Linked DNA regions of Homo sapiens: regions 1, 3 and 4 are each linked to region 2. Evidence: chromatin loops called from intact Hi-C (ENCODE). Cell type or tissue: B cell. All regions are shown on one strand.

Region 1 (8,000 bases), 100 kb after region 2:
AGTTTTGGTATATATCCTTCTTAGAGTCCTTCTGTGATCTATGGAGAAACAGAGAATAATGGTGAAGAGTCCATGGATTTAAAGTCATATAGATTTGGTTTCAAATTCCAGCTCCACTAATTCCTATCTAGATAACCTTAGTAACTTTAAGATTGCTAATTCTCACTTTCCTCATCTGAAAAAAATTAGACAATAATACACCCCAATTAGACTACCATAAATATTACGAGACAATATTTGTAAAATGTTTAGCATTGTGTCTGACCTCTGCAAAGCATTAAAATCATAGCTATTACCCCCTAAAAATATAGCACTACACCATTCACTGACTCGTAACTTCTTTTATCACATAGTAACATATTACGAATCTCTTCAATGTCAAGATACACATTTGTACACTTTCATGGTATTTCGCTGTATAGATATGCCATAATGTATTTAACTAGCCACCTCTGTTCTTTTGGATTATCTCTAATTTTGGTCAGTGTAAGAAAATGGCAATGAACTTAACCATAAATATTTGCATGTTCATGCTATTACTCTCTTTGGAGGAATATCTGAGTCCAGTGAAGAGCATGGCTTTCAGGACTTTGCCACATGCTGCTGTTCTCTGGAAGAACTCTACCAATTTATATACTCCCATCAACAAGGAAATTACCTACCATCTCCTACCTACCCTCCAATCTTACACTCCCTCAAATCTTTCCTTCACCTTTCAGCAGTTCCCTGTCATGCACAGAATAGAAACTTTGCTATCAATCTCTCTTAAGGCTCACTCCTGCTTTCCCTCTGCCCCTGTCTCTCTATGCACCTAAGTGGCCAGTTAGTATGACCTGATTTTCTCTCCAAACATTTCAAATATCCCCACTTAAATGTCCAATAGACATCATACTCAATATGTCCTAAATTGAAATCATGAAATTGAAAGCAATACCATCCTTCCAATTTCTCAGGCCAAAAATCAGAGTCATTTTTGACCTCTTTTGTTCTCCTACATGATTTCCATCAGGAAATCTCAATGGCTCTAACTTCAAAACAAAATCCAGAATCCAACCATTTCTCCACTTTCCGATGCTGATACCCTGGTCTGAACCACCATTATCTCTTACCTGGATTACAAGAACCTCCCAAATGATCTCCCTATTTTTCTTTGCTCCCTTTTAGTCTATTCTCAACACAACAGCCTAAGGAATCATTTTAAAACATAGTATAGATTTTCAAGCCTTTGCTTCAAACCCCCATTTCACTCAGAGTAAATCCAAATTTCTAATGATGGTCTATCTACAAGGCCCTATGCAATCTTGCCCCATTGCCCCTCTGACCTCATTTCACACTACCGTTCCCTCTGCTGGCTTCACTCCAGCTACACTCACTCCTTAAGGTAAGTTCCTGTCTTAAGGTTTTTTCACAGACTATTCTTTCTGCCTGGACTGAGTTTCCTGAGATATACACACAACTCAACTCCCTGCCCTTCTTCTTGTCTTTGCTTAAATGAATAATATCCAGACCATCTCAACTTAATAGTGCCAGGGGATCTCCTTCCCAATTCCCCTTGTTCTGTTGTTTTTATTACTTTTGGAGGATAAATCACATACTAACACATTATATGAATTACTTCCTAGATTTACTTTTATTTTTAGAATTTAAGCTCTGGAAGAGCAGTGATCTTTGTATGTTTTGTCCAATAATTTATATTTCAAGTACCCAGTAATTCCTGGCACACAGTAGGCACATATCAAGTAACTGTTTAACAAATGACAAAAGCTACCCCCAGGCAATTTCATGCCCTATAGTTTCATATTGCATATTTAAATGATTTGGAGGAGAGTCAAGAAACTACAGCAACCAGACAGAATGAAGGAGGGGGCATGGCTTACAGCAAAGTAGATGGTCCATGTTCCATGCAAAAGGAACGGCTCCTACTCAAATCCAGGGAATTGCTACCCTGATGGAAAGCAGGCCTCTTACTGCCAGAAGATGAGGGATGCCCCAACATCCATTTGTCATTAAGACGGTGGTTCAAACTTTCACATTAAATGTTTTAGCTTTAGAATTCTGGCAGTTGCCAGTTGGAAGCAACATGCAAAAAACTCTTGTTACTTAGTAACTTACCACATATCCACAGTATTTGAACTTAGCTTGCACCTCTACTTGTTCTGTAATTGCTTTGTGTGTCTATTTACTCTCCCTAATAAAATGGCATAATTTTTTTTTTAAATTTTGGCTATTGATTAGAATTTTTTTTTTTTTTTGAGATGAAGTCTCACTCTGTCACCCAAACTGGAGTGCAGTGGCGCAATCTTGGCTCACTGCCTCCCAGGTTCAAGCGATTCTCCTGCCTTAGCTTCTCAAGTAGCTGGACTACAGGTGTGTGCTACCACGTCCAGCCAATTTTTATATTTTTAGCAGAGATGAGGTTCCACTGTCTTGGCCAGGCTGGAGATGAGAATTTTTCTACCAAAATGACAGGCCAAACAGACCTCCACCATGGGCTGTGATGTCAGAAAGCTTCCACTGCAGGTTAGATGGCTCTTCTCTAGTGACACCTGAACAACACTGATTTATTTTTCACATCTCAGCTTGACTCCCCAGTGAAGCCTCTCTCATGCTTACTTCCTGTTTTGTAGATTACGGTACCCTGGTCAGGCTTCAATCACATACCTCTGAGCTACATCCCTTCTATATGCCTTCTCCTGGCTCCTCGAGGGTGAGCACCCAGCTCCCTGACTCCCTGGGAACACCTAACATAAAGTGGGGGCCTAGCACCAAGGTGGCAATAGCATTTTGTTGATGAGTAACTGAATTTCACATAAGGAAAGAAAAAAAAAAACTCAAAGAGGTAAAGTTACAGCTAATATGTGATGAAACTGATATTTAAATCCCAAGCTTTAAAATGACAATACAGTTTTTAAATAGTACAGAGATCATTCTCAGACCAGATCATGTCTAACTATGCCAAAGTGCAAACTAAAGAAGTTAATGCTTTTTTTTCCATAAATGACAAAATTACTAAAATATTCCATTTCCAAAAAGTAAACGTTTCAGTTTTTCTAAATATTATTTAAAAGGTACACCCCAAATGTTTCCTTAAGTAGATCCTGAGCTTCAGAATATCACAGCTAAATGCCCTATAAAAAGACAAGACTATAAAGTCACTTAATATGAATAAGAAGGGCTACAAAACAGACTTAATTCACATATTTACAATGGTCTTAGAGGTAACAGAACATTCTAAAGTTAACCAAATGCCAAAAAAAAAGGCTTTCTAAAAGCCTTTAGGATAATATCAAGGCCTTTCTAAAAAAATAAGCATATTTACAACTTCTCTTTATGTTTTTAAAGATATTTAAAACTTGATTTAAAATGTTTTACAATGCCAAGAAAGTATCATTTTTTAAGAGTGAGAGCTATAAATAAATCTAAGAGAAAAACTTCGTTTTTATGATTACTGGATCCATAAGCAGGCCAAAACCGAAAATTCAGACAAAGGCAGATAACTGCATTTTCACATTATTCCACAAGATGTCAGCATGTAACTGAACAACTTCAATGGTGGTGGTAGTAGGGAGGAGGTGGATTCACTTAAATAGAACAATAGAAACCCTTTCATTTCATGAACTTACGCTACAGCTTTGGTAACTTACTTCATAAATGTATATCCATGTATATTTTATTATTGTAAACCCAGTTCTTAATATACTCTTACAGTAGTTTATAAATACAGATATTTAGGTATTTCTTTTTTGAAACATCTTAATTTTTTTCTTTCCAATTTAGCTCTCAAAATTCTTCTGATCAAATTGAGAACCTTCAAATACTTATTAAAGTCCAGGAATAATCCTAGGCACAACACAAACATTAACCTATTTGTCCATCTGGATTAGTTATTTTTCCCCATTCTACAGATGAGAAAAATTTAGAAAAAAATGTCAGTGGTTCACATGATGTTATTTACTCACTATAGATTATATATTCAGTAGGCGACTAGAGTCTCCGCACGAGAGGTAGAGGTAGGGGTAGGGGTGTAGGGGTGTGTGTGTGTGTGTGTGTTCAGTCTTGTCTTGATATCTTCCTTTGTTCCCCATTAACAACTCACATGCTGAGTCACCAACACCTGACCAACTGTCAATACTGATCATTAGCAGCAGTAGTAGGAAGACAGTTACTGATGTCTTTCACTTACAAGTAGCACCACAGCCTAATAAGTGGCAGAAAGTCATACTATGAAAACATTAAATAAAAAATTTTGGTATTAAAAAAATACTTAAGATCTGAATAAATACATATCTCCACTATTTTCTTACATCATTTGTACTCTTATCTTGCTTTTCATATTTTTCTCGGTCATAAGCCATTTTCTTCAGCAATTTCTTCATGGCTCTTTTATCCTTTTTATGATTTTCCGTGTTTTGCTTCCTCACTTGGTTTACAATAAACTTGGGAATCTATAGAGAAAAGGAATTAAGCTTAGAGAGGAAAAAGAAATGCCACCATTTTAAACTACAAAAAAAAATTATATTTTTTTAAATTTCAAAAACAGTAAAGAGTTTCTCTTTTTGATAAGACTGCCATTTTACATGCACTATTCATTAAATCTGTGAAAAGAAAATACTTCATATTATTCACTTACCAGGTGTACAGGGCATCCACGTGGTATAATTTGCCACCCACTGTGGAAGGTTCCAAAAGAGGCTTTGTGAAGTTCAAGGACATAGTGGCCGTTTTCTATGCCAGACTGGAGACCCCCTGAGGTGACGAGCAGTAGAAGCCACCTCCGTAGGTCTTTCCTTTTGCAGCCTCCTACCTACAGCCCTGCTAGCTAACCTCAAGTCCCCTTCTAATAACCAGCTAGCCGCTGCTGTCATGAGAGAAAGAACTCCCCAAGAAACAAGAGCTGATAGGTAGCTAGCAAAAATCCAGAACAAATTTATCCTAAGAAATCACATTAGCAAAAACAAAATATTTTAAGGTATCAAAATGTAACCATGAAATAATTTTGACATTTCAAACATTGAGATTTAATAAATGGACATTAATTTTTTATTAAAAAAACACATTTGAAATCATCTACATCAGTTGTCTTTTTATGGATTATAAAAATAAAGACTTCAGGATCTAAATATCATCACTCTGTCTTTTTAACAAATTAATGTTTGGAAGCTCCTCAAATAAGAGATTGAAATATTCAATATTATAATTTTGCTTGGAATTCCTTTAGGTCATTTTTTCCTAAATGCTTATAAGATGCCTCCTGAAAAATTATAAATTTCATTGGAAAATGAGCACCTAATCAACGAAGCCTCTCATCCACTTCCATCCTCTGATAAGCTGTCAAAACAAGCTCAAAATAAGTGTAAAACAGAGGAAACCATTTTTGAAGATGTTCTCAGTTAATAAGGGTACAAAATGCATGCATCCCTTTCAATAAAGGGTCTATGAAAAAGAACTGAATAATCTGAAACCAAGATAGCATGGGCTTTTAAAAATACAGCAGGCCTAAACACTGAGAAATGGGAAAATAGGCAGAAGTAAATAAAAAGTACTTCTTACAAGGCATGTTTTGACATAATTTTAAAACAGAAATTCACAGGGCCCTCCTTACCTATATGAATAAAATGTTTTTAATATTTTCTGCACTCACAAATTTTAAATGTAAATTAATAAAGCTAATAACAAACATGCAATTTGTTTTTTAAACTACTAAGACCAAAGCATATGATATATACTTACTGTCCACAGAAGTTTTTGGTACTTAATCAATAAGTGCATGGTATTTGCTGTCCCAGCTGCCATTACAAATTCTCGCTGTTCACTGGACTTCAATCCCAATGCATGACACATAAAGAGATTCGGGGCCATGACCATTGCTACATTCATGACTGTCATTTTATTTTTTTCTTTATTATCTATTACTCTTTGGAGAAATTCAAGAAGGGCCTGAAACAGAAATGACTCTTTGAGATTTGTGTCATATATGAAGATAAAAGATTAAAGCACTGTAGCATATGCAATTTTTATTTCATTGAAAAAACAAGTTGTGTATAAGCACAGTCAACTAATCACATCCAGCAGGCCCTGTTACCAAAGCTTCTCCATTTGGTTGATGCTCCCTGAGATGGAAATTTGCTTCTACTAAGGACCATGGTGCTGGGGAATGAAGCAGAGATGGCACATAGCTGAACTAGGGAGCAGAGAGAGGAGTGGGGAAGTGTCAGACCTCTGGCCTATGGGAGTCATGGAGAGCTGAAAAGTAATGTAAAACATCATACAAACATTTGCTTATTTCAGGAAATGCTGTACTTTCCTATGTAGAGATTTTTAAAAATTCCCTCAAAAAGGGTCATTCAACTTCAGTCTCATTTCTTTAAGGCAATCAATATCTGGCTGATGTGGAACTTATAAAGAATGAGCCAGGCACTGGGTATGGTGGTGCATACCTGTAGTCCCAGGCACTGGGCATGGTGGTGTACACCTGTAGTCCCAGATCGGTGGGAGGATCATCTGAGCTTAGGAGTCTGAGTCCAGCCTAGGCAACAGAGAGAAACCCTCTCTCAAAAAAGGAAAAGAGAAGAGAAGAGAAGAGAGAAAAGAGAAAAGAGAAAAGAGAGAAGAGAGAAAAGAGAGAAGAAAAGAGAAAAGAAAAGAGAAAAGAAAAGAGAGGTGAGGGAATATTGTGATAGAGAAAGCGGGGAAATGAGGAAAGACCAAAGAGAATCTTTCTTTTTTTTTTTTTTGAGACCAGGTCTCACTCTGTTGCCCAGGCTGGTGTGCAGTGAGAGATCATAGCTCACTACAGCCTCAAACTCCTCGGCTCAAGTGATCCTCCTGCCTCAGTCTCCAGAGTAGCTGGGACCACAGGTGCATGCCACCATGCCTGGCTAATTTTTTTGATTTTTCATAGAGGCAAATTCTCGCAATGTTGCCCAGGCTGGTCTTGAACTCTTGAGTTCAAGAAACACTTCCACCTCATCCTTCCAAAGTGCTAGGATTACACAGGTGTAAGCCACCATACCCAGCTGAGAATTTTTTTTAAAATGAATGAAAAGAAACTTTTCATCAGAACAGGTTAGGTTATGCTCAGCTTGATGCCACGTACACCCACCCCTATTGCAGACACTCATTGTCCTCTGAAACTACCTTCTCCAAAAGGCAAATGCAGCTGAGGTCACCCTACTCTAACATGACTTAAGGCTTCAGATTTTTCTTTTGCCTTCTTCTTTTGTTCTAGAACAACAGTAACTATAACTGCACAGGTATTCAATGTTCTCTATGAATGAGGCAGTTTATGAAGCACGATAGAGATTACTTAATCCTAACTTGGAGACAGATGCTGTAATTACCTCCATTTTACAGATCAGAAAACAATGTTTGGAGAATGTAAGTAACTTCCTGGTGGTCATACAGCTAACAAATCCTGAGAAAGAATTTAATTACAGGTCTATCTGGCTTTTGTTTCTAAATTCTTAACTATTAAAAGAATCATTTTTTCAGAGTTAGCCTAAAATCCCTACCCTAAAAAGGCCAAATATACTATACTAAAATGGAAAAAGGAAAAAAAGTATCTATCTTCCAAAGAATTTCTGGAAAAAAAAATTCCTGTAAGTGCTAACAGGTTGCTTTTGAATCAAGTATAACTGCTATATAGACCTTGAAACTTTGAAACAAATTAAGGACAGAGCTTTAATATCTAACAATGAGATTTATGTATCTAATTTCTAGTACAGTGCTCAGGAAGTTAAATTGTAATCCAAGCATAAAGTTATATAAAACAACATGTTCTCAAATGAGGACAAAAGATTAATTGAAGTTTGGAAAAAATATTTAATTTTGTTCCACAGAGACCAGAATAATTGTTCAGGGACCAGTGTATCTCTTTCTTTATGAGCATAAATTACAGACATTAGGTAATAAACCGTTTTAATTGTGGTGTGCATATGTAATAACGTTACTCAAAATACTACTATCAGAATACTAGAGAATAAGAGAGAGAGTTGACATAA
Region 2 (8,000 bases):
AATAGAGATATTTCATCTATCTTGCCTACAACATAGAGTTATGAAAAATCAAATGGGATAATGTATGCGGAAGTTATCTGAAAACTGGAAAAAGCATACCCACATAGACACTCTGAGGAATCCCTGCATTTAGTGAATAACTACTATGTGTCCAGTACTCTGCCAGGCATTTCATATCTGTTATTTCATTTTATTCCCACCCTATTGTTTTATTTACATTTATTTATATTGCCAGAAGTATTATATTTCACAAAGGAAAATACCTAAGATCACACAGCTAGCAAGTGGAAAGCTGTCAGTCATGGGGGGTTAGTTCCAGGAGTTGATTTCATCCTAAAGCATTCCTGAGATCTGCCACATGGATTTCAGAATGTTTCCTCAGCTCTTTCATAATTCAGCCACAGGTTAGATCTTTGCTTAGCAAAGGTAAGGTTAATGATCCTCCTCTTCACCCTCATATACCTGAAAATCATGTGTTTCTCAGACTCATAAACATGTTTTCAGTTGAAGAATTAGAAAACATCATGAGTTGAATAAACTTTTTTGACCTTGGATCCTAATGTCCACTTATAAAAATGTTTCTAGGAGAAAACAGCCTAATTTCTAAATGACTAACTTAAAATTATAAACTAAAATTGGCAAGAGCCCTAAAGATCATCTGGTCCAATCACCATCTTAATGCATGGGTTCCTTTTACATGATACTTACAGCCTTTGCTTGAACATTTCATTGACAAGATTTTCCAGTGTTATGACAAGGCAGGCTCGAGTTGTTAGAAAGCCATCGGTTACATTAAGTTAAAACTGAGTCCCTAAAACTTCTATGTAATGATTGTATTTCTATAGGCAAACACATTACATTTATGTGTCCTCTGTCTAACATCCCTTCAATAATTTGAAAATAGCTAAGTCTTCTCCTTCCCTAGGCTAACCATTTCCCTAGCTTAGGTATTCTTTGTATTATCTCATTTCTAATTACTATCCCCTCCATGATCAGTATTCTTAAATTTGAAATATTCCCTTCATAATATGGCACCTACTGCTCAAAAGGAAGTCACCAGCTCAGGGGACAGTGTGACCCCTCCCTCCCTTAATTGTTACCATATTTCTATTAATGCACCTAAGAATGTTTTAATGTTTTTAATAGATATATCATGCTACTAATTCCAAATCGGGTACCATATTCAATCAAGCAGAACCTCATGGACCTTCTTCTCTACCACTAGAACATCCTCCAGGCAGGTCTCTCAGCCTGTGCTGGTTTGGATTTTTAGGGATAACCCTGCCAGCCTCCATGGATCACCTTACTTTTCTAAGTACTTACACAAACTGCATTTTATAGGGCCTCTCAAGCACATTTTTCTGTGGTATTTAGAGATCACACTTTTTCCTTTTTTCTCAAAATAAAGATACTTGCCCATCTGGGAATGGAGATTTTTACTCATTTAAGGTTCTTTTTTTTTTTTATAACCTTCTGTTCTAATTTCGATTTCCATTTCCTCTCAGCAGTGTATGTTTTAACTTTTCCGAAAACAGAGCATTCCACTTAGTAGATGAGACAGAAGCAAAAAGTTGAGTAGCATGCCAAATTGGTTGGTTTAGAAAGAATCACAGAACATTAGAGCTAGAAGACACCCTAAAGATTCCAACTCTTAACTTGCACATGAGGAAAGAAAGCCCTCAAACTTACAGCATGGCCCAGGGGGTTACACACATGAGCGATAGTTGGCACTAAAACCCAGATATCTAAATTCCAACTGCTATTTCACCTTCTTTTTGTTTGTTTGTTTGTTTGTCTGTTTTTTGAGATGGAGTTTCACTCTTGCTACCCAGGCTGGAGTGTAATGTCACAATCTCGTCTCACTGCAACCTCCACCTCCTGGGTTCAAGCAATTCTCCTGCTTCAGCCTCCCGAGTAGCTGGGATTACGGGCATGCACCACCACTCTTGGCTAATTTTGTATTTTTAGTAGAGACGGGATTTCTCCATGTTGGTCAGGCTGGTCTCGAACTGCCAACTTCAGGTGGTCTGCCCACCTCAGCCTCCCAAAGTGCTGGGATTACAGGCATGAGACACTGCGCCCGGCCTATTTCCCCTTCTTTTGCACATTATAATTAGTTATGACTGTGTGGTCAGAATTAGATTTTTTAGAACTTTCCATCTCTATTAATTGTATTATATTTTAGAAATCAGATCATGAAGCCACACATATCTTCTGTTTTAATTTGTTTCCTTTCTTATGTTCTTTTTGTGTGTGTAGGGGGAAAAGGGTGTCTTCTTTTTAAAGGTTACTAAAAGTTAAAAGTTTTACAGTTTATTTTGTAACAAATATTTATTAAGCACCTACTAAGTGCAAAGATGAATACGATATTATCATTGCTAGTCAGAGAAAAAGAGGGAGAGTTGCTTTTTCTGCCATAGCCCTCCCACTTTTATTCCATGAATTCTGGCAGGTTACTTGTCCCTTCTAAATGTAAAATAATTAATGGACAAATAAGGATAATAATATCTTCCTTCTAGGATTACTATTATGAGGGAATAAGTTATACATTTTATGCAAAGCACCTAGCACCATGCTTGGCTCAAAGTAACATTCCATCTCTCTATTTATTCTTTTGTTAGTTTAACTTTAACTTCTGTGTTTCTTTAACTTAATTATTCTAGTTAGTTTAACTTTTCACATTTTTAGGGTGGGTGGCAGGTGCTGGAAAAAAAGGGATGTGGTGAGTATTCAATTTTTAAGCAATTCCAAACCCTTTTATTGGTTTGATATGTAATGATGATATATACATTGTAATGATGTGGTTATTAAATAAGTCCTCTATAATTTTCACTTCTCACCATTTTCCATTTTTGTATCAGAATTTAGATTCTTTATTTTTTTTTTCTTGCTCTGTCACCCAGGCTGGTGTGCAGTGGCGCAATCATGGCTTACTGCAGCCTTAACCTCCCAGGCTCAGGCGATCCTCATGCCTCAGCCTCCTGAGTAGCTGGGACTGCAGGTGCATTCCACCATGCCCGGCTAATTTTTGTATTTTTAATAGAGATGGGATTTCACCATGTTGGCCAGGCTGGTCTCGAACTCTTGGGAAGTGATCCACCTGCCTCAGCCTGCCAAAGTGTTGAGATTACAGGCATAAGCCACCACGCCTGGCCCAGAATTTAGCTTTTTAAGAGTTGTTATTTAAGAACTAAGACTTAAAAGTTAACTCCTGAAGTGAGAACTGCCTATTTATGAGCTCCATATTTGTGCTAGCACAGTTGACAGAAAAGATCTATTCTCAGTGCCCTTCTTTTTCTTCTTTACACCCATCACACCCAATCCTGCCAGCAACTTACAGCATGAGGACAACATTCACTATACTACAGGGCAATGTAAGGGTGTCTTGAGAAAGCCCTGCCTTGTGAAATGGATTATGTCAATCTTATGATTAATTCATGTTGAACACGCTAGATTAAAGAGCATTTCATGCATATTATCTCATTTGATATTATGGTAGCTTGTCTTCTCTTTATACTTCTCTCTTATTCTTTAGCCCATCGAGAGCTAGAGAAAACATTTCTACATGTTCTATTTGTGGATATTTTTCATGGAGGATGGCAGGAGGTAGAGGTAGATAAGAGGCTGAACTTCAAGTATTACAGAAATTTGTTGACATGTGGAAACGTGACAAGTTCTCTGCAAGTATGTGCACTGTTTAGACCAAGTCTTTTTAACAAGGATAGCCTGTGTGGATTTGTAGATAATGAGCTGGCTGCATTCTTTTACTTGAATTTTATTGAAGAGTTCAGCCGTAAACCTCACAGTTTAAAATGTGAAAACTAAGAAAAACAATACAAGTAGCCATGGAGAATTCCTGTACTGATGAGCTCTCTTTGGGATTTGGGGAAAAGAAGTGAGCACAGAAGGAAAGAATAGAGGAAAGGAAAGCGATTTCCCTAGCAGCTTTAGTGCTACACCTTTAAGACCTAAGTACAGTCAAGGCCAAAGGATAAACTGATTGGATACTGATATGTATTTAAAGAGAAAACATACATTTTCCACTTATCAAGGAATCCTTGTTTAGACATTAATGTATAAATATTACTGTAAATGCCCAAGACCCACCAAAAGAGCTTAAGTGCAGTGTTAACAATAATTCAGTTTCTCAATAAACATCTTGAGTAGGGCTTTTATATTTTAGAAGAAGATTAAAGTCAGTGCTATAAAAAGTATCTTCCACTTATTCATCCATAAAGAAAATCATGACAAATAAGCACCAGATGTGATTTTAGCCCACATTTATTAGAGAAATTAATTATTGACTCATGAAAGAAGAAAATTATGCAATTTCTATGATGATTCATTGTTTGGTGCTTTCAAGAACAAAGATGCCAGTTTTGATAAATGTAATATAAATCTCTGCTCAGGACCCAGGAAATTCAAGAGATGCTTATCAACGAATCATACGCACTCCTGAATCTAAGAACTCATTTCCAAATGTCAGCCACCAATCTGCAGTTAGTTAGAAAAGACCATTGCTTTATTCTGACCTGAAGTTAAATGAGTGACAGTGTGGGGGTGAAAACGTTTTGGCCCCGTTACCAATTTGGTGCACTATCTACTTCCCTAAACAAGGCTTTGGGAGCATGGCTTCCTCCATAATTATTCCCAACCACATCACTGCTCTAATCAACAGGTGCACCACCACGCGAGACTCCCCACCCAAGTCCTGTCTGCCTACAACTTGTAACCTGCCAAGCAAAGGCAAATGAAAAACAAGCGTATCTGTCCTCCTTTCATATCCCATTTTCCCCATTATCTATTTCTAGTACTTTAAAAAGTCCCCACAAGGTGGCAGAATTGTAACACGTTGAGATTGATGAGCCTCTACTGAGACTGTGAATTTTTTTTTTTATTATTATTGTTGTTTTAACACATTTGAGAGATTAGTGCGTCCAAAACAACACAGGTAAAGCATCACATCCATAGAGATGAGGACGCCTTCAAGTATACACTAGCTTAGAAAAGGATGATTCATCTTGCAATGACCATTCTTTAAAAGTTCCTTAAAATTACCTCATTAGATCTTTTCTCTTACCCTTTTTTCTTAGCTTAGATTTCAGTGGCAAGCAGAGTTGAAAACATCATCCTTAGTGACAAGATCATTTTATTTCTGAGCAAAGCACAGGGCAGTTTCTATTCCATCTCACTTGTTCCCCCTTTAAAATGCTAGAAGGAAAAAAGAAGCTTGAGCAGCTGGATGAGCAGCTCCACCCACTGTGGGACATGAGGCAGAAGGAAGAGAAGAGGAAGCAACACCGGGCAAAGCAATAAACTGGTGCTGCCCTGAACACATCATGTTTTTTTTCTTTTTGAGACAGGTTCTTGCTCTACTGTCCAGGTTGGAGTGCAGTGATGCAATCATAGCTCACTCTAACCTTGAACTCCTAGGCTCAAGTGATTCTCCTGCCTTGGCCTCCCGAGTAGCTGGGGCTTTCAGCATGCAACAACATGCCCAGCTAATTTTTTATTTTTTTAATTTTTTTGTTGTTGTTGTTCTTTTGGAGAGACAGAGGGGGGCAGGGGTCCTCACTTTGTTGCCCAGGCTGGTCTCAAACTACTAGCCTCAAGCGATCTTCCTGCCTCGGCTTTCCAAATGCTGGGATTAAAAACATGAGCCACCACGCCCATCCCTTACACCCATCAGACTTGGTTTCAGTTTACCCAAGGAAAAGTGATGCAAGGAAGACACCCTTTAACCAAGCAAGGGGGAGGTCGAGATTTGTACAAAACACTACCAAATTAGAGGGTGGGGAATTTTTGTCCCATTTAAATCCTAAGGTACATATTTTTAAAAACCCTCTTACACCAGCACTTCTCAGTCCTTTTCCAACTGCCAGTTTAATAAAGGAAGGTGATAGAAGTTTTATTAAAACAGTATCCATCCTGTTGCAAATCAATGATTGATAGTAAACATCACCTTGGATGTCCTTAAAAACAAAGGACTATACACCATAATGGCTTTAAACTTTGAGGTTACATGTTAGAGTGATCAGTTTGGTACAACTCTTTTCCATAACATTGGCTCATCTGAGAATACCGTTTTATTAAGCACTGCTTCTGCCTGCTTCTTGAGGGCTGCCCGTTGCAGAAACGGAGGATCTAATCCAGGAGGTGTTCTTCTTCCTAAATTTCAAGTGGATGTAACCTGTAATGATTCTTAAAAGAACTTTGACAAAGTCCCTGTCCTTTTCTGGTCAAAGGTTTTTTTCTAAAATGGCTTGACCAGTGCCTTGTCCATCTAGAAAATCTCATAGTATACAACGAAACAACAACAAAATAAAAACAAACCAAAAAACTGCTGCTTAGCTCAGGACCAGTTTTGGATACACCTGTCCAGTCTACCAGCAATCCAAAAGTTCCCCATAACATACAGCTGCTACCGGGAGTGTACAACTGCCACCTTGAAAATTTTTTAAATTTTAATAGAGAAGTTATATTGACATTTACATATAGTAATTAGACGAGTGACTGTAACCGCAATAATATGGACATAACCCACTGGTGGTTCTCTTTTAAGCTACATGTAATTGTTTCCTAATTCCTCAGCATCCATCCACCTTTCTTAATCCCTCAATTTTCAGAGCTGAGGGTGTAAAGATGTTTCAGTGAAATTCTGCCCCCAGTGGACTCACAGCAGATAGGATTATCTTAGTGATTTCTGAGGAAGACTGCAAGCTGCGTGTGTTTATCGAGACGGTCCTCTGTCCGGGAAATATCGTGAGAGGCTGATAAAAGATCCCAATTCTATTAATAGAAGTATTCATGACTGAGATCTTAAGCTACAGAGGCCTTTCCATTCGGGCTCTTTTTGCAGGCAGCGTAATAAGAAAGGTGCCACATGCTGCCTCTAAAAGAGGCCATTCAGCTGTGCGAATGAATAGCATTTTCCTGTCCTACCCACGGGGTTTTGCATAGCTGTGTGAATTTCGGCCACAGTCTGCTCTTTATAACTGACCATCTCCTGGGAAGCAAGAAGGGAAATACTTCCATGAAGACCAATTTTACGGCATTTCAAAACACTTTAAGCCTTTTACCTGCTGTGGCAGAGTGCTTCGTTTGACTAAGATCAAGAGAAAAGAGAACAAGGCTTTTCCTCATCAAGTAAAAATTTCCTGTGTGCTGATGAGTCATCTCTGAGGTACACTCTTTGGGAAGAACACTGTGCATCAAAAGCCTGCCTTGGGCTGCTTGAGAACCTCTGCTGAGTCAGCACTCACTGGGGCAGCGGCCCAGCCAGAGCTATTAAGTGCAGATCTTAAAAACAGATGTGTTGGTGAGAGTGTGCAGGTTATTTTCTCATGTACTGCATGTTCTAAGAGATGTCATAAGCAGCCTGTATATCGACCTATCTTGTGAAAATAGAGAACAGGGAAAGGAATTGTGGCTTTGGTAATTTAAGGAGCCTTGATTATTTATGGAGCTGTGTGTTATGGTAGCCAAATGTGATCTACTCAGCCAGGACTGCTGTATGCTTTGCAAGGCCCAGTGCAAAATGGAAAATGCAGGGCCCCTCACTGAAAAATTATTAAGAATTTCAAGATGGTGACAGCAGAGCATTAAACCATGTGACTGCACAGCCCCGCACCTAGCTCTCCCCCTCAGCACCCTAGGAAGCTGATCTTTGAACAGTGGCAGTTGAAATGGTGTATGGTGGGTTACATTTTTAAAATGTGCTGGGTTGCCTAGCAACTGGCAAGGGCCTGAATGGGCTGACGTGCAGGTTTAGATACACCATCTTGAAAGTCTACATTCATGGAAACCTTCTAGTGGACTGATAATTTTCAAGAAAAAGTAATATAGTGGGAGATGGAAATGGGGAGGGCAAGAAAAAACACATTTTGCTACTCTTATAACCCAAGTGGCTAGCTTGTCATTTTCCCTGTTCGATCTTCTAAGAATAGAGCTCTTCATATGTGAAGGAAAAATGAAAGGGAAATTCCAGTTTTCTCAGAAAT
Region 3 (8,000 bases), 440 kb after region 2:
TTGCGGTGTCATGTCAGTGCTAAAAAACTTTAAGATTTTGGAGCATTTTAGATTAGGGGTACTCAGCCTGTACTAGCAATGATAACAGACTTTAAGCCAAAAGGCAGTAGTAGAATTAATAACAAGAAAGCTTCAATTCACTGGGAATGTTTAACAATTCTAAATTCATATGTACCTATAATATTTACATGGCCTCAAAGTATATAAAACAAAAATTAACAAGAGCTACAAGGAGAAATAAAAAATAATGAATATTTGCCTCATTTTCTCACTTGTTTTTAATTCACTGAATTATGTTGTATTTTGTGCTCATTTGTTAGTTGGTTTGAAATTTTTTTAGGACAAACAGGGATACAGCTTAATTAATTGATTTTAAAACTCTAATAGTGAGACCTCACCTAAATTATTAAAATTTATCATCATGGTCCCTAATCCCCTTCTGAGAAGGAACTGGAAGTGTGTTGTCTTGGTAAGAAAGCCCCTCCTTTGGGCCTAGGACCTCTCAACAAATGCTACTTTTTAATGAGACTTTCCTCTTTTGGTCAATAGATTACCCGTAAATTAATTGAAGCCTTAGGCCTTGGATATAAAGCAAGTAATGTGACTTCATTAAAATACTAAAGTTACAGTGACAATACTATCTTTGAAATTAAATGTAGGAGTTGCATCTCTTGTTTTTATTTTCATTTTAAATCTTATTTATTCTTTTATTTGCTTCTTTTGAAGTTTATTTAATGGTAATGCACACAAGAGATACAAGGTTGAAAACACATGAATGGAAATATTTTTTAAAAATTCATCTCTTTGGCCTCCGCTACCCAAGCCCCAGTTCTAAATTGTACAGGTAACCCATGTTACAGAAAGTTAGACTACCCAACAAATGTTCTTCACCTCGCTTTTTTTTTTACTATTTACCCTAGTCACTATTTCATATCAGTTTATCGAGTGGGTACCACATTTTTTTTAATGTCCTGCATCCTGCATAACATTCCTGCATGGATGAAGCACATTTATCTTACCTGCCCCTTTGCTATCACAGACAGCATTGCAATGAACAGCATTGTATACATACCTTTGTGTTCTTGCTGGAGTGTATTTAAAGAGAAAATTTTATTAAGTGAGTTGGGTAAAACGGTACAAATGTGCGTTTAATTTTGATAAACATTGCCAAATCATCCCATAGTTAAAAGTTCTACAAATGTACTCTCCCAACAATTACTGAACGTGCTTGTGCCCCTGAACTCTTGCCAGAACGGTTTATTATTACAATGTTTATCTTTAGCATTCTGATTGGTGAAAAATAGTTTCTTGTTGTCATTTCAAGAAGGACTATTCTTATGAGGGGGTTGAGTATCTTTTAAAAATACTATAAAATAATATTAACAAAAATATGAGTATAACTAATATAGTGTTATGATTATAAACACAATAAATCTATCATAAATATGAAATAAGTAATATAAGATATACTATTTGTCAAAAAAAATTGCATTACCAATCAGATGAAAGCCACTGTATACCCTTCCCTAGTTGAATTTCTCTATCTCGTTATTTCAGAAGTATTTGCTACCTTGAATTTAACATTTATCATTTTCAGGTATTTATGTAGATCTTGCAACACATTTATTTACTCCCAAATTACATATATTTGTGTATATGTGTGTGCATATAAGTAGTTGGCATGTTTTTAAATTTCATATAGTGTCATATTGCAAGTATTCATCCTGCAGTGTGCTTTTTGTCCTCGACATTATTTTGTGATAATTCACTCATGATATTTATGCAGCTCAGATTCATTCACTTTCTACTGCTCAGTAATCCATTGAATGAATATATAACCATTTATTTATTCTACTATTGATGGTCCATTTAGGCTGTTTCCAATTTTTGCTCTTTGTGACAATGCTACTATGAACATCATTGTAAACATCTCTTCATCGACATAGGAGCAGACCTGCTGGGACCTGCTGGGTCACAGGGTTTGGATTCTTCAGCTTTACTACATATTGCCAAGTTGCTTTCAAACGTAACTGTTCCAATGTATGCTTTCATCAACAGTATAGAAGAGTCCTCTTGCTTCACAGTTTTGCCAAACTTGGCTTTAGAAAATATTAATTTTTTGCCAATAGGATGCATTTGAAACAAAATTTCTTACAGATTTAGTTTTCATATGCCTGATTATGAATAAGACTACACATCTTCACAGATGTGTAAAAGCCATTTGTGTTTTTCCTTATGTAAACTACCTGCTGTGGTGTTAGCTCATTTTTTTCTATTAGGTTATTGTTTTTTGTCTTATTTTTAATTGCTTTGTAGAAAGATTTTTATTTTAGGAGATTAGGTACCTGCTACCTTAACTATCATTTTTTACCATCAATAGTTTTTCTAGATTTTCTTTTTTCTTGTGTCCTTATTTATAGTACCTTTAAAACCAACTATTTAAATTTATATATTTTATATATATTTACATAAATATAACTTTATATAAATGTGATCACATATAGGCATTTTGTATGTGTGCAATGTTTTTCCACTTTTTATGTGGTTTTCTCCTTAGTCTCTCCTACTTTTCCCCTCATGTGGCTTCCCTGTTCCCCCTACAAAGATAACTCATATTATAAACTTTACATTAATTATTCCATACTTTTACTGCATTCAAATGCCTCTATACGACTTGTACATTTATGTACATACTCTGCAGGATATTTTAATTTTGTCATTATTTGGTTTATAAACATGCAATTATGCTAATACAAATTTTTTTTGCTTTTTATATTTTCATTTAACAATACTTTGGGAAAATACCTCTAAGTAAAACTGTGTGATTCTAACTCATTTTTCTAATGGCTCCTAAATTTTGTTGTATCAACAAAAATTTTGCTAAGCAAAAATCACAGCATAGAAAGTTACAGGGACCTAAAGAAGGAAAATTGTACTTAGTCAAGATTTTATAAATATATTTTGGATATGTATATGCATGAACTTTAAAGTGACATTAAGAGGTACATTTTACTCCATAAAATTTGTTGTTGTGGAAATTAAATATATGAATGTATATGTACTTCTTTTGCTTATATACTTATGTATCTATATTATATATAATTTTGTATATGTATTACATAAATATATTTTTTATATATTAGAGATACCTATCATATATTATATATTTATGATATTTATTTATATTATTTATATATCTTATATGAGGTAAATATATATTTATATATTACATAAATGTATAGTATATATAAGCATATACTATATATGTGTAATATGTGTATACTATATATTGTGTATATATCTATACACACACATAGAGAAAGTGAGAGAGACAGAGAGAACAGAGCCAAGTGATAGGAAGTACACTCTATTCCTGGCTCAGTAACAGACTGTGTGGAAGTGGGGGAATAATTTCACTCTGTGGACTTCAGTTATCTCTCCTGTAAAATGGAGGATAGAGTCAGGACATAGACGGCTCTTCCGACGAGGTCAGAGTTCCTCAAGGCAATTTAGGAGGAATCCAAGGTTTGCCAAGGCTTTGCATTCACCAGCTGACATGGCGCCACCACGTGGTAATAGTGTAAACAATTTAAAATGTATTGGATCCGTCAGCTTTTAAACATGATTCATCAATGTTTAATTTGAGGAATTAAGATTATTTAAACTTTGGTGCATAAACTGAGACTTTATTAATATGTTTATTTTTCACTATTTGAAATTTGCATAAAATGTGACTACACTGTATAGACAGGGAAGTTTTGAAATCTAACATTGTTTCTGTAACACAGAGTAACAACCAACTACATTTAAAAATGGGGAAAATATGATAATAGAAGAATTATTCACATCAGAAAGTATATTTTAAACAACAATATACAACATCTTTAATAGCCATATGGTTAAAAAAACTTTTCAAAATGCCTAAAGTTCCTGAAATTAGTTTAGTGAGTGGGGTAAGCGCAGAGTTGGGTGAAAAGACACAAGAGTACCTCAAGAACTTTTATTGTTAATATTATATTATCGTTTAGACTTCAAAATATTTGGGATTTACACTAAACTGAAGCACATTACACAATCTAGTAGTGAGATAGTAAGTAGAATCAAAATAGAGTATCAATTTTGTTTATTTAATATTTACATACGTATTGTCGTTTATTGAAATAACTGTATCAACTCTTGCTGCTTTTAGATATTTGATTCGTTTTTTTAGTAAATTATTAATTTTAGTACAGTTTTAGATTCACAGAAAATTTGCAAAGAAATGAATTTCCATATACCCCGTACCCAATTTTCTATGTTAGCATCTAACATTACCATGGCTCATTTGTCATAACTAAATAACAAACATTGATACATTATTATTAATTAAAATTTGTACTCTATTCAGATTTGCTTAATTTTAATCTAATGTTCTTTTTCTGTTCCAGGATGGCATATTACATTTAGACATTATGTCTTCTTGTGTTCCTCTTGGCTGTGACAATTTCTCCGATTTTCCTTATTTTTGAAGGCTTTGGCAGTTTTGAAGAGTATTAGTCAGGTATTTTGTTGACCGTTCCTCAATATGGGATTGTGAGATGTTTTTCTCATGATTGGACTGGGGTTCTGGTTACTTGGAAGGAAGACAACAGAGGTAACGTACCATTCTCTTCACAGAACATCAAGTATTCATACTGTCAACATGACCTGTTACTATTAATAACCATGATCTTCTGTTAACCTTGATCATCTGGCCAACGTAATGTTTTCCAGATTTCTCCATTGGAAAGTTACTCTTTTTCCCACTTTGCCTGTAATACCCTTTGGAAGGAAGTCACTATGCAAAACCCACACTTAAGAGGTAGGTAGAGAGCTATACTCACTTCCTTAAGTAGGAACTATGAGCATAAGTTACCCAGAATTCCGTATATTTGTCTCTTTTCCACATTTGTTTATTTATTCAGCTATTTATATTGGAAGAACTCATGAATATTTATTTTATACTTTGGATTACAATCCGTTACTACACTATCTATCTTGATGCTCAAATTGTTCTAGTTTGGGCCATTGGGTGTTCCTTGAGGTTGACTTCTCCTTTCCCTTTGACACACTCCCATCGTTTTGGTTTTGAAGCACTTCTTTACTTCCTGACACTACAAGATGCTCCAAGCTCATCTTGTATATTTCCTGCCCCAGTCTTAGAATCAGCTATTTATTCACGTTCTGGTTCATTTCATTTGAGAATGGTATTAGAAACCAACCAAGATGTGGGCACGAGGCGTGACTTTTGTTGACTTTGGATCCTCCCTCTGTATGTATTTACATAAACGCTTTCCTCTCCATGTCCTGATCATCTTAAAACTGAGCTTGTTTTAAATAGAGCTTTGAAATTTTTAAGAATAGTTTAGTCAATAAGACTTCTTGCACTCTTGCTAACTATTGTTTCAATTATTGCTACTGTTAACACCACTACTCCACTAATGGTAAAGTTTGTCACTCTCAAATATGAATTCCGGATAAAAGCTTTCTGGAGAAAAATATATGAATTATTTACGCACTTTTCCTCACTACATTCCTTTTCACTAAATCAGCAGCCAACAAATATGTGTCTCTAAGGGAATAAACAGAGCTGTGTGTACATATGCATACAGGTGTTTCCCTTTAGGCTTCTTATTGGAGCACATTGCTAGAAGAAATCTGCCAAAATTATTAGACTTTGATTCACTTGCAAGCAACACCTGTGTGTTCTCTTCATCTTTACATTTCCAAGGCTTAGCTCAATGCTTGATACATTCCAGAGGTTTCCTAAAGGTTTGCCGAATAAATTGCAGAGCCCCCTGGAACATGGTGAAGTTTACCATCAATCATTTAAATGCATCTCAGGGTTTGTTTTGTTGTTGCTGTTGTTGTTGTTGTTGCTGTTGTTCTTGTTTTGGGGGGGATTTTTTGTGATAAGTTTTTGTTGTACTTTATCTGCTTGTTTTTGCTTAGGAAGGCTTCAGTGACAGTAGTTAAAGAAATTGTGGTCACTATCACATTTTTTTTTTTTTTGGTAGAAACTGATTTCATCTCTCTGATACTGTTTTATCTGAGCCATGGTAAATTAATCACAGTTTTAGGCTTCTTCTTCACTGGTAAAATAAAGCCCAAACTGCTCATTTAAGAGAAAATGCTTGGCCAAAAGAAGCCTGTAAAACCAGAGTGTGCTTTTCCTTGATTCACAGTAAAACATGAACCCTTTATTTGAGCTCTTTATGACATGGAAAAGCATTTCTATGTATTGTGTTGAATAAGCTATTCTTCCCCCGGATGGTATTGAATTTAATTAGAAGAAAATATCTTCATGAAAATAAAGCTTTAATGATATACTGCTTCATTTTAAGACCATAAGTCATCGTATCCTCTAAATGGTGGGATAATGATGCTGAAACAAAACACTAAAGAGGGAAAAAGTTATTCATTTGGTGTTCAGTCTTTCTGTGGAAAACGTGTGTTTTTATTCTTTATCTTCCTTATATTTTTACTTCCAATTTCCCACTTAAAAGAAGATTCTCTTGTATGTTCTATTTTAATTTTACTCTAGATTCAGTACAATTTCATAAAATGAAATTCATTTAAATATAATTCAGGAACCAAGCCATCTTGAATGAAAGTATTTTGAGACAGCACTCAGGGTTTCAATATAAACACCGCCATCATCCATCCATTCATTCATTCATCCACCTATTAAAAATCTGTGTGTCTGTTGCCATCCTGGTGCTGAGAAAACATGAGTGGGAAAGAGAGATTCATCACCTCAGCAATTCGCAGGGAAGAAGGAAAAAGAAACTGAATAACGTAGTAGGATGGTCCTAGCTGAGTGAAAGAGAGCATGAGACCTGGATATGACCTGAAGTCTGGTTATATAAGAGTTTGTATGAGATAGCCTCCAAAGATAAAGTATTGTGCACAAGTGTACAACAAACGGGGTAGGTGAGAACTGAGACAACCTGCAGTCTTGTCTCTGGGCACTAGTGTTTTTCTTTTTCTGTCTTCTCTTTTTAAATAACAATTAACATTTATCAAGTGTTTGCCCAAATCTGGACACTGATCTGAATATTTTGTGTGTTCTTAGTTAATACTTCATTCTTCACAACAGCTCGTCACAACACTTGGTGCACTGAGACAGATTCTGTGTTGCCTGGAGTAGGCATTGTAACTCTCATTTCCATTTTGCAGATAAGGAAACAGAAGCACAGAGAGTTTACATAATTTCACTAAGATCATGCATCCCCAAGTGTTGTAGCCAGGATGTAAACCCAGGCAGCATGCCCCAGAGCCTTCCTCCTGCTCTAATAATGGTCTGCACTACTTGAGCTTTAAGGAGAGGGGAGCAGCAGGCACAAGCAGAAGGAGTTGTTTTTCCAAAGGGCTTCATGAGACAGGTAGAATCAGTGAAGAGGGGAGTGTGGGGTGCACACAGTGCTTCTTAGGTCTGTCAGGTGGCAACAGGTGACCTAGAGTCGGAGATTGAATCTAGCCTCGCTCCTTGAGAGTGACGGGGTCGGGAGCCCTGAAATCCACACATCTCAGAATGGATACCATTATCATTTGGAACAATGGTGGCCCTGAGACATTCTCTGGAAACTTCAGAAGCCCAAGGATAGTGACAAAGAGGGAGAGATGTTGGGAGGAATCAGGGTACGGATGGCATGGATCAAGAAAATAAGTGTAACCTAGAAGATACTCTCTGGGAACTGTTCATGATGCTGGGTGTGTTGATACAGCTTAAAGGTTATTTCAGTGTGGGGGACGCTTTGATGGCCTTGTCAAAAGTGTGTAAGCATTGCTTTGTTAGTTATTGATTTGTTTTCCCAAGCAGTGCATATGACATCCCTGAACCTTTCTCTGCTTTCTAGGTACACCATGATTATGAGAGATTTATGTTTTTCACTTCATTGAGCATGGTTTAAATGTTTATAGGTCTGTATTACTTTCATAAACTGAAAATAAAAATCTCTCATAATTTGATAGAATTGGGT
Region 4 (8,000 bases), 1.4 Mb after region 2:
ATTCTAGAGGTAATAAAGTAAAAGTGTTTAATGGAACCTTCACAAATAATAGTAAGAAACATATCCAAACACACACTCATGCACAAAAGAAAAGAGTAAAAGCAAACAACCTAAAACAAACAAAAGAAATAAAAGAAAAATTTTCCTTCAAATATATCATATATACACATACATACATGTGCACATAGATACGTACATATATATGAATGTGTGTATGTGTACATACACATATATGAAAAATAAGTTGACATGATGGCTTCCTAAATTATGTTACTCTTTAAATTAAGATGGTCCCAAACTACTTTTATGTCAAGCCTAGTGTATAGTGACACACACACACACACACACACACACACACACACACTCTCTCTCTCTCTCTCTCTCTCTCTCCTCCTCCCTCCTTAGCTTTGGGCAAGTAATAATAAATTGAAAAGAAAATAGAATGAACTATGTGAAGTGACTTGTCTCTATTTTTATTATAATTTAAAGGACCACATAGTTTGTGTGAAGGCTCACTGCCTTTAACTGGCATGCCAGCTAGGTAGGCTAAGATTTGTTCTTCTGCCCACAATACCTTTTCTGCCTTATTGTTAACAGACACACCATTTTCAGAAAGGATGTCTTCAAGTATTACTGTTTTCAGTTATACCTGTCTAAAATTTGCAGTGTTTCTTCTGTATTACCTAAGTTAAAATGCTCTATCTAAAATTACTCCATCAATGTTACACCAATGCTTTGAACAATTTAAAACATTAAAGGAAATATTCAACGGCTTATTAACATTTTAGTCTGCCGAGTATGCATGCTTAATATTAATGCAACACCAGACTATACTACTACCAAAATACTGCAGTACTTTCTTTGAGAGAACATTCTCAACAGGCATAATTATTTAAAGAGGAGTAACGATATGTTAAATACAGAATAGTTCAAAGTGTTCAAAGACTCTTGAAAAATCTTCTCTAAAGTGAAACAGAAGTTTAAAAGTAACATGGTTAAAATCCACTTAATTATTTTAAGACAAAGTCACTTCAACATTTTCCATCCCATCGAAGAGAACAAAATAAATCTCTGTACTGTGGGCATTTAATATTAAAATCAAGAAATATTCCCAAGGAAATAAACCCTCCCTCAGCCTAACTCCCAAATGAGAGACACTGCACTTAGTGACCAAAAAGTTCTCTTCTTTGAAAAGAAAAAGATTCATGTCCAATGTATAGATAATCCACAAAACATATAATCATCTGGCAAATACTCCAGAATTGACATCAGGATAGAATGAGAAGCGAGGATATCCTCCTATCAAATAGCCTAGCCTCTGGCTGCCTGGAAGAAAAGAAAGGCTCTTAACAAAACCATACAACCCCTGCAATCCCAAAACAGAAATCACAGTGGCATTCAAGAAATAACATTCTCATCACTGCTGGATACTGCATTCAGAGAACCACGGTAATCAGAGACTGCTGTCATTTCTAAAACTCTGAAGCTGAAGAATGAGCCAAGAAGTCAAACCCAATCATGACATCAGGGGCACACACACTCAGCAGTGACCATTTTTTTTTTCAACATTACATATACATTTTTCTAATTAAACCAAAAGGGGAAAAAAAGGCATTTAGTGTGAGGAAGCAGTGCAACTGAAGACAAAACAGTTGAAAACACCCAAAACATGCAAAGAAAAATTTAAATGTGAAAAGGGAAGGAAAAATTGATGTGGTGCTTCTAGGAAAGTTTACCCTACAGGTGTCCAGTGGCCGCAGAGAAGCTGGAACCCATGAACTGGGCGGGCAGAAAATCCACAAAGCAGTGCTTCCCCCTTCCTCCCATGAGAGAGAAAAATCAGATTCTTGTTGAAAAAAGCTGAAGAACTGGGAGGACAGGAGAAGAAAGGCAGGAGTTCCCCATCTGAGAAGCAGCTCTAGAGTTTGGCTCCCACCTGGGACTCCCATTTACCTCTGAACAACAAATAATTTGTGGCAAAACATCAATGTCAACATGGGACACCTCTCCGTTAACTTTCTGTGGCTCTTCCTCTGCTTCTTCTCCCATGTCTTGCTTAAGAGCGCCTTCGTGTACACTCTTCTCTCCGGGTATCTTTTGGGCACCTACATTTTCCTGGATCACTGTTTCTACTGTGATTACACTGGCACCTGCTTGTGTGACTGGGCTGGCTTCGGGCACTGCTTCCTCCCTCTCTACTACCTTGGCTGCCGGGCGGGGTTCTTCCTCCACCTCTTCTTCATACTCCTGTTCCTCCCTGATGGTGCCCTCGGTCACTCGGTGGTGGGGACGGTACTCTCCCACGTCTTCCTCCTCACTCTCACTGCTGCTGCTGCTGCTCTCAGAAGACAGGGAGGTGGAGTCTTTTTGTGTCACAGGCTCCACCTTACGAATCTCCCCAGGACCACTCCCAGGTGATATCTCTTTACCATTCATTTCTTCTGTGATTACTCTTTCGTCTTTCCCAACCTCTGCCCGCTTCTTCTCCTCCACTATATTCAGAGTCTCATGTGAACTCTGTACAAAAAAAGATGGATGAGGGAAAACAAAAATATATGAATAAATAAAAACAACGGAAACCCAAATTAACCGATGGCAGATTCATGTCATGGAGAAAAACAAAGATGATTATGATGGCTGACTGAAAGGGAAGCGGGGCAAACGTGAGGGCAATGAGAAACGTGAGGCAATGGTGTTAACATGGAAAAAGGGGAGAACCTTAACAGCATCCCTGGCTCCAGTGCAAGGCCCTTCTGACTCGGGAGCACGTGTCTGCAGAACAAAAAGCAACCGAGGACACAAAATCAATACAGTTTTACCTCAACAACCACTGAAACAAACATCTGACACTGCAAAGACAAAACAGCAAGAATCAACATCTACAGAAACCTCTGCTCAAGGTCACATAGAGGACAATCAAGACAAATGCCAAAAAGCTTACAAAAAGACACAAAAACAGCCAGCATCCTCCCAAAGAAGTAAAATGCTTTTATTATAGATATACCTATAAGCTCTACCTATGTAGTTAAAACAGTTTACAAAAATTGAATTATACCAAAGCTGACTCATCATTTTAAAGAAAAAAATTTAACTTTTAAAACCTAGTAACAGTTTTGGTTTTAATCAGACTATAAAGTCTAGCCTGGAACGCTGATTCTTAAATGAACACAGCACCAAGGAGATGGCACTTTTATTTTTTGCTGGTTTTCTTTAAAAAAAAAAAAAAAGTTTTAATTGGCAAAATTATAGTTAGCCTCAGAAGGCTATTAACATGAAAATGTTCATTCCAGAAATGGTTATTAACTTTCCAATTCGTATCATAGGTTGGCAAAGGCTATATTATACAATAGGGTGGGTGTCAATGGTGACTCCAAGTGTTTCCTTTTACAATTTAGCTCCTCTACTAGCATCTTTGAAATCTAAACTCAGTCAAGTTTATTATTTGACATGTTCACTCCTATCCCCTTCAGACATCTACTTCTTGGGAGTAAAGTAATTTACTCCAGTTGAGTAATATAGCACCTAAATGTTCAATAAATATCTGTTGACTTAATACATTAGGAACAAATTACTATGTTATGATATTATTAACTAGGGTGGAAACCTTTTTGTACAGAGGGGTTTTTAAAGCTTCACATTTTTCTCACACTTACAAAAAGTCTGCTTTACAATGATATAACTCAAGCATGGCCAACTTTTTGACTTCTAGGTGGTACTACTGCCTATGATCTAACTTAAAAATAATTCAGCTAGAGCCAGGAGCCCTATTTATTCACGAAAGTGACTCCATTCTGGATGGAGAAGGGCACCACACCACTGAGCCCTCTGGATATTGTTGTGAAGCTGCCAAGGTACTAACTGGACTGGAGCCTCTAATAGACAGCAGGGCTGAGTTCATCTCTCCCAGACACTTGGACAACCATGAGCTGAAGATCCTAACATCACACACACACGTCTCTGCAGCACTGTCAACGTCTACTCACAAACTCTCTTGGACCTGCCCTATTATTCTTAAACACATGGTAAGGGCATGGTTTCATTGACCCAAATTAATACCATGTAAATCACATTACTAACAGAAGACAGCTATCTTTCCAGTTTTATTGAAAACTCAGAGGTTTCTAGATATTAAACTGAAAAAACTCTCAATCTATTTTGATAAGCAGGTAAAATTTAACCATGACTACATATAATAAACATATCCAGTGACCAGAACATTTCTGAAACACACATTTCATTATTATTATAGATCAGTGAATTATTATTATTGTTATATCTTAACCTCAATTAGCTGGATAGGTTCTGCCCAAGTTCAGGGAATTCCTTAGGGTCATTCAAAAGCAATTATGTCATGGAGCATGGGAGGCACTTCAGATTTTTTCCATATAAACAGAATTTTAAAAATAACATGCCATCAGAGGATGCCTGAAATTTGGGGTTTTGAAAATGTCAACTCTGCAAAGCATATCTGGTTGAGGGTTTCCCTCTGCTTAACAGCCCAGACTCTGGAACTTAATGATTTAAATTATTCTCTGAATTTAGGCAGATTTTTTTTTTCTTTGACCAAAGAAGCAGGAGAAACATCCAATCTATATCTTTTCTTCATGTTCCAATTCAGTCATTGTTTCTTGAATGTTTCTCCCAGGAAGAATTAATTTCACCAATGAAAGCACTGGAGGGAATGGTGCCTGAATATTTAAAAAAATGAAAATCTCTCTCATATGTGGCTTTTAGTAACAGGGGAAACAAAGTAAAATGCACCTCAAGCAAGTGTGAGAAGGGCGAGGAAGAAAGCTTTTCAGAAGGTGCATTAGCGCTCACAACAGCGCCCTCTGCTGTCCAAGTGGTGGCTGAAGTGAAGGTGGCTTTCATGCTATCAGAAAAGCCCTTTTCACTAAACAAAATTGATGTTATCTCCTCTTCTAGGCTCTAGAGAGGTCAGAAAAGGAAGAGCAAAGAATTAGCAATAAGTCAGAACAGACAGCAGTGACCTATTGGAAGAAAGGAAAGGTTACACAAGAAAGAACAACAGAACAGCATAAAATGAAAGAAAAGATGAGAATTCTGACAGATTCTGGAGCAGGCTTATGAAGAGGTTTGTGAGCGCCAGCTTTTCCACCCTGCTTGAGAATCTTTGATAGTTGCGACCTCCAGAAACCAGTGAAAACTGCTTGGCTGATCACCAACTGAGCACAACCGACCCACCCAAACGCCATTTCATATATTCTTGAGGTAGTTCCTTGGCCTTTCTCTGCACGGAATGGCCTCTTCAGTGGCCCCTACACTTGAAATGCTTATTCCTGTGTTACAGCTTGGGCAGTCCTCCCTCTCCTGCCTCCAAGGCCCTTCTTTGCCCTTATCTGCACATTCTGGGCCTTTCCAGTTTTCTAACCTCCCTGAGGCCCACTTCATAGTCTGCATTTTCTGTAAGGCCTTCCCTCACCACTCCAACTCCTACAATCTCCCTCCTCAATACCACCTTAACTCTCTGTACAACAAACATTCTGACAGCAGCCCACATTCATTCCCTCAGGCGTGCTAAATATGCCACAGAGTAAATTACCCTGTCCCCTTTTTTTGCAAAAAGAAACAGGTAAAGAAAAACAATTCAAAATAGGAAGACAAACTCAGAGTTGAAAGCTCAATGAGCAACGTGAAAATTATTTCTCCCTAAATTAAACCATTAAAGCAAATTTAACTTTGCTGTGTCTGGCTCTTAAACAATGGCTCCCAACCTGCCTGAGGGACAGCAGAACTGTCCTTAGAAACTTGAAATGTCAATATTCAAGAGTCATCATGAAGCACCCCCTCATGTCAGAAGTGTGAGAATAATTCCTAATAAACCCCACTATTCAGGTTTTTTTTTTTTTTTGAGACGGAGTCTCGCTCTGTCACTCAGGCTGGAGTGCAGTGTGCCGCGATCTCGGCTCACTGCAACCTCTACCTCCCAGGTTTAAGTGATTTTCCTGCCTCAGCCTCCCCAGTAGCTGGGATTATAGGCGTGCAGCACCATGCCCAGCTAATTTTTATATTTTTAGTAGAGACGGGGTTTTGCCATGTTGGCCAGGCTGGTCTCTAACTCCTGACTTCAGGTGATCTATCCTCCTCGGCCTCCCAAAGTGCTGGGAATACAGGCGTGAGCCACCGCACCCAGTCACTATTCAGAAATCTTAAAGAAAAATCAATGACGCTCCTAAGGGGCCCCTTCATACTGTGAGCTAAGAAGGGTGAGGAGCGCAGAAAGTGAGGTGAGGAGGGTGAGGGGAGTAGGCACTTGCAATATTCAGCAGAGGAAAAAGCTTTTGGACTGACTTAACTTCATTACCATCTCTATGATTACATCGTCCCTTGGGGAAGTGGGGGTGGGTGGGATGCCCTTCCCAGTGAGAGATCACTGGGGAATTTAAAGAAGTGCCACACATTTCGTTATCCAATGACATACCTTCAAAAGTACCTTACAACTCAATGTACATAATCTCTTAGACTCAGGAGAGAATAGTCTATGCAAATTTAAGTCATCATAATTCATACAACACGTTAAGAGGATTACAATAGAGTTATTTACCCATTAAAGATTAAATGACTTGGTTTCCAATTTTCTGCTCTACTCTCAAAATTGTTCAAACTACAGCCACTTTGAAAATGCAATGTATTTTTTTTTTTTAAAAAGAAACTATTCCTGCTTTTTTAAAAAGCTATAAAAGCCCATATTATAGAAATTTGGAAAAGTGGTCAAATTATATACTTATGCATAATTTTTTTATTTTACTTTCAATAAGAATTACAATTCAAAGATAAACGAGAACCCCTGCAGAATTAACAGTAAAATGAAGATACAACAAAGACAGAAATTGAAAAGGTACTCTGGTAAAGTCAAAACACTCCCGTAGACAAATGCTCACATACTTTCAACTAATAGTAGTATGTTATTTAAAGAAAAACAAAAAAGATACAATGTAGGTGGTCAATAAATGTTTGTTGGGCAAACGGATGAATGGATGATTGTAATAAGAACAATCTATATGAATGTCAAAAAAGTATGTATTTTCCTGCATGTATTGGAGAGGAAAAGAACAGAAAAACAAGTAACTTCAAGTACAGATAAACCACTTGGGGGCTTTTCCAGATTTAAATTTCACATTAACATCACTTTAATGTGACTTCTATGACAAGATATTTTACACTGTACATTCCTAAAACATGAGATCCAGAAAAATGATAATAATTTTAAACATCTCCACTAAAATGTCAAAGTTTCCTACTGCAAAAATCCAAGGACATCACTTTAAATTTGATCGAATGATACCATGTGATTGCTTCTGAAGGACAGGTTATGAAAAATACGTAATATTTCAAAGCATGTGATATTAAAGTCCTCATTATACACATGGAGTCTAATTGGCTTTGGTTTCAGGCTAACCTTTAAAGTATATAAATATGTCACTTGGTTTAGCTTCATGACATTATCTTTCTCATTTGCAATGTTCTGAAAATATTTCATCTCAACTAGACCATAAACTCCTTATTTCTACTTATTTTGCCTCCTTTCCCAACCCTGCTACGTGTTCTGATGAATACTCTCTACCAATTAACAGAATCTACTTTGTGGAAGGGAATCACTGTTTCCTTATTAATAATCTCTGTTCTCATTCACAGCCCCTATAATCTATTCCTCATCCAGTGCCAGGGGGACTTCTGTCAGAAACAGGTGGGATTCTGCCACTACTCACCTTCAAACTCTCCAATGCTTTCCCATCATTCTTATTGTACAATTCCAAACTGTTAGCATGGCCTTTAAGATCGTGACATGACCTAGGGTCTAACCTCTTTGAATTTTCCTTCCTTCGTGCTCCCCCTTGCTCACCAAGCCCCTGTCATTTGGTCTTTCAGTTCCTGTGTTGTGGCTCGTCCTTACACGTGGATACATTTTCACATGTCCACCTGGTTATCATTAAGGTTTCAACTCAAATGTCATCTCCTCCTGACCACAATGACAAAAC

The links. Peaks named below come from ENCODE experiments on the same cell type or tissue, not always from the same donor. Only the 100,000 strongest peaks of a DNase experiment are listed, where the experiment ranks them.
Region 1: a loop joins it to region 2, with 10 times the contacts of the local background. A loop is called at or near these places in 17 of 110 quality-filtered maps.
Region 3: it touches region 2 in a loop (18-fold over the local background); 20 of 110 quality-filtered maps call a loop at or near these places.
Region 4: a loop joins it to region 2, with 25 times the contacts of the local background. A loop is called at or near these places in 4 of 110 quality-filtered maps.

The regions. Positions count from the first base shown.
Region 1 is chr6:129,594,912-129,602,911 of GRCh38, forward strand. ARHGAP18 (Rho GTPase activating protein 18) reads right to left here. Exons shown (of 15, transcript NM_033515.3): 11 at 5,731-5,937; 12 at 4,305-4,445. Among named protein-coding and RNA genes, the nearest start is that of ARHGAP18, 110 kb to the right of the region's middle. RefSeq lists an enhancer at 3,953-4,247. In B cell, CTCF peaks have their summits at 3,521 (motif pointing right), 3,721, 6,545 and 6,786; DNase peaks (open chromatin) are centred at 2,670 and 3,530.
Region 2 is chr6:129,494,380-129,502,379 of GRCh38, forward strand. The region is part of intron 58 of LAMA2 (laminin subunit alpha 2); the gene reads left to right. All of the region lies in intron 7 of LOC102723409 (a long non-coding RNA gene), which reads right to left. Among named protein-coding and RNA genes, the nearest start is that of ARHGAP18, 210 kb to the right of the region's middle. RefSeq lists an enhancer at 7,330-8,000. In B cell, CTCF peaks have their summits at 4,815 (motif pointing right), 5,015, 6,618 and 6,821; a DNase peak (open chromatin) is centred at 4,822; H3K27ac peaks cover 292 bases.
Region 3 is chr6:129,933,185-129,941,184 of GRCh38, forward strand. LOC105377999 (a long non-coding RNA gene) reads left to right here. Exons shown (of 8, transcript XR_942986.3): 6 at 4,428-4,540; 7 at 4,657-4,840. Among named protein-coding and RNA genes, the nearest start is that of TMEM244, 76 kb to the left of the region's middle. In B cell, CTCF peaks have their summits at 3,557 (motif pointing left) and 3,760; a DNase peak (open chromatin) is centred at 3,537.
Region 4 is chr6:130,867,610-130,875,609 of GRCh38, forward strand. It overlaps EPB41L2 (erythrocyte membrane protein band 4.1 like 2), which reads right to left. Exons shown (of 20, transcript NM_001431.4): 15 at 1,954-2,517. Among named protein-coding and RNA genes, the nearest start is that of SMLR1, 44 kb to the left of the region's middle. In B cell, CTCF peaks have their summits at 4,820 (motif pointing left) and 5,022; a DNase peak (open chromatin) is centred at 4,832.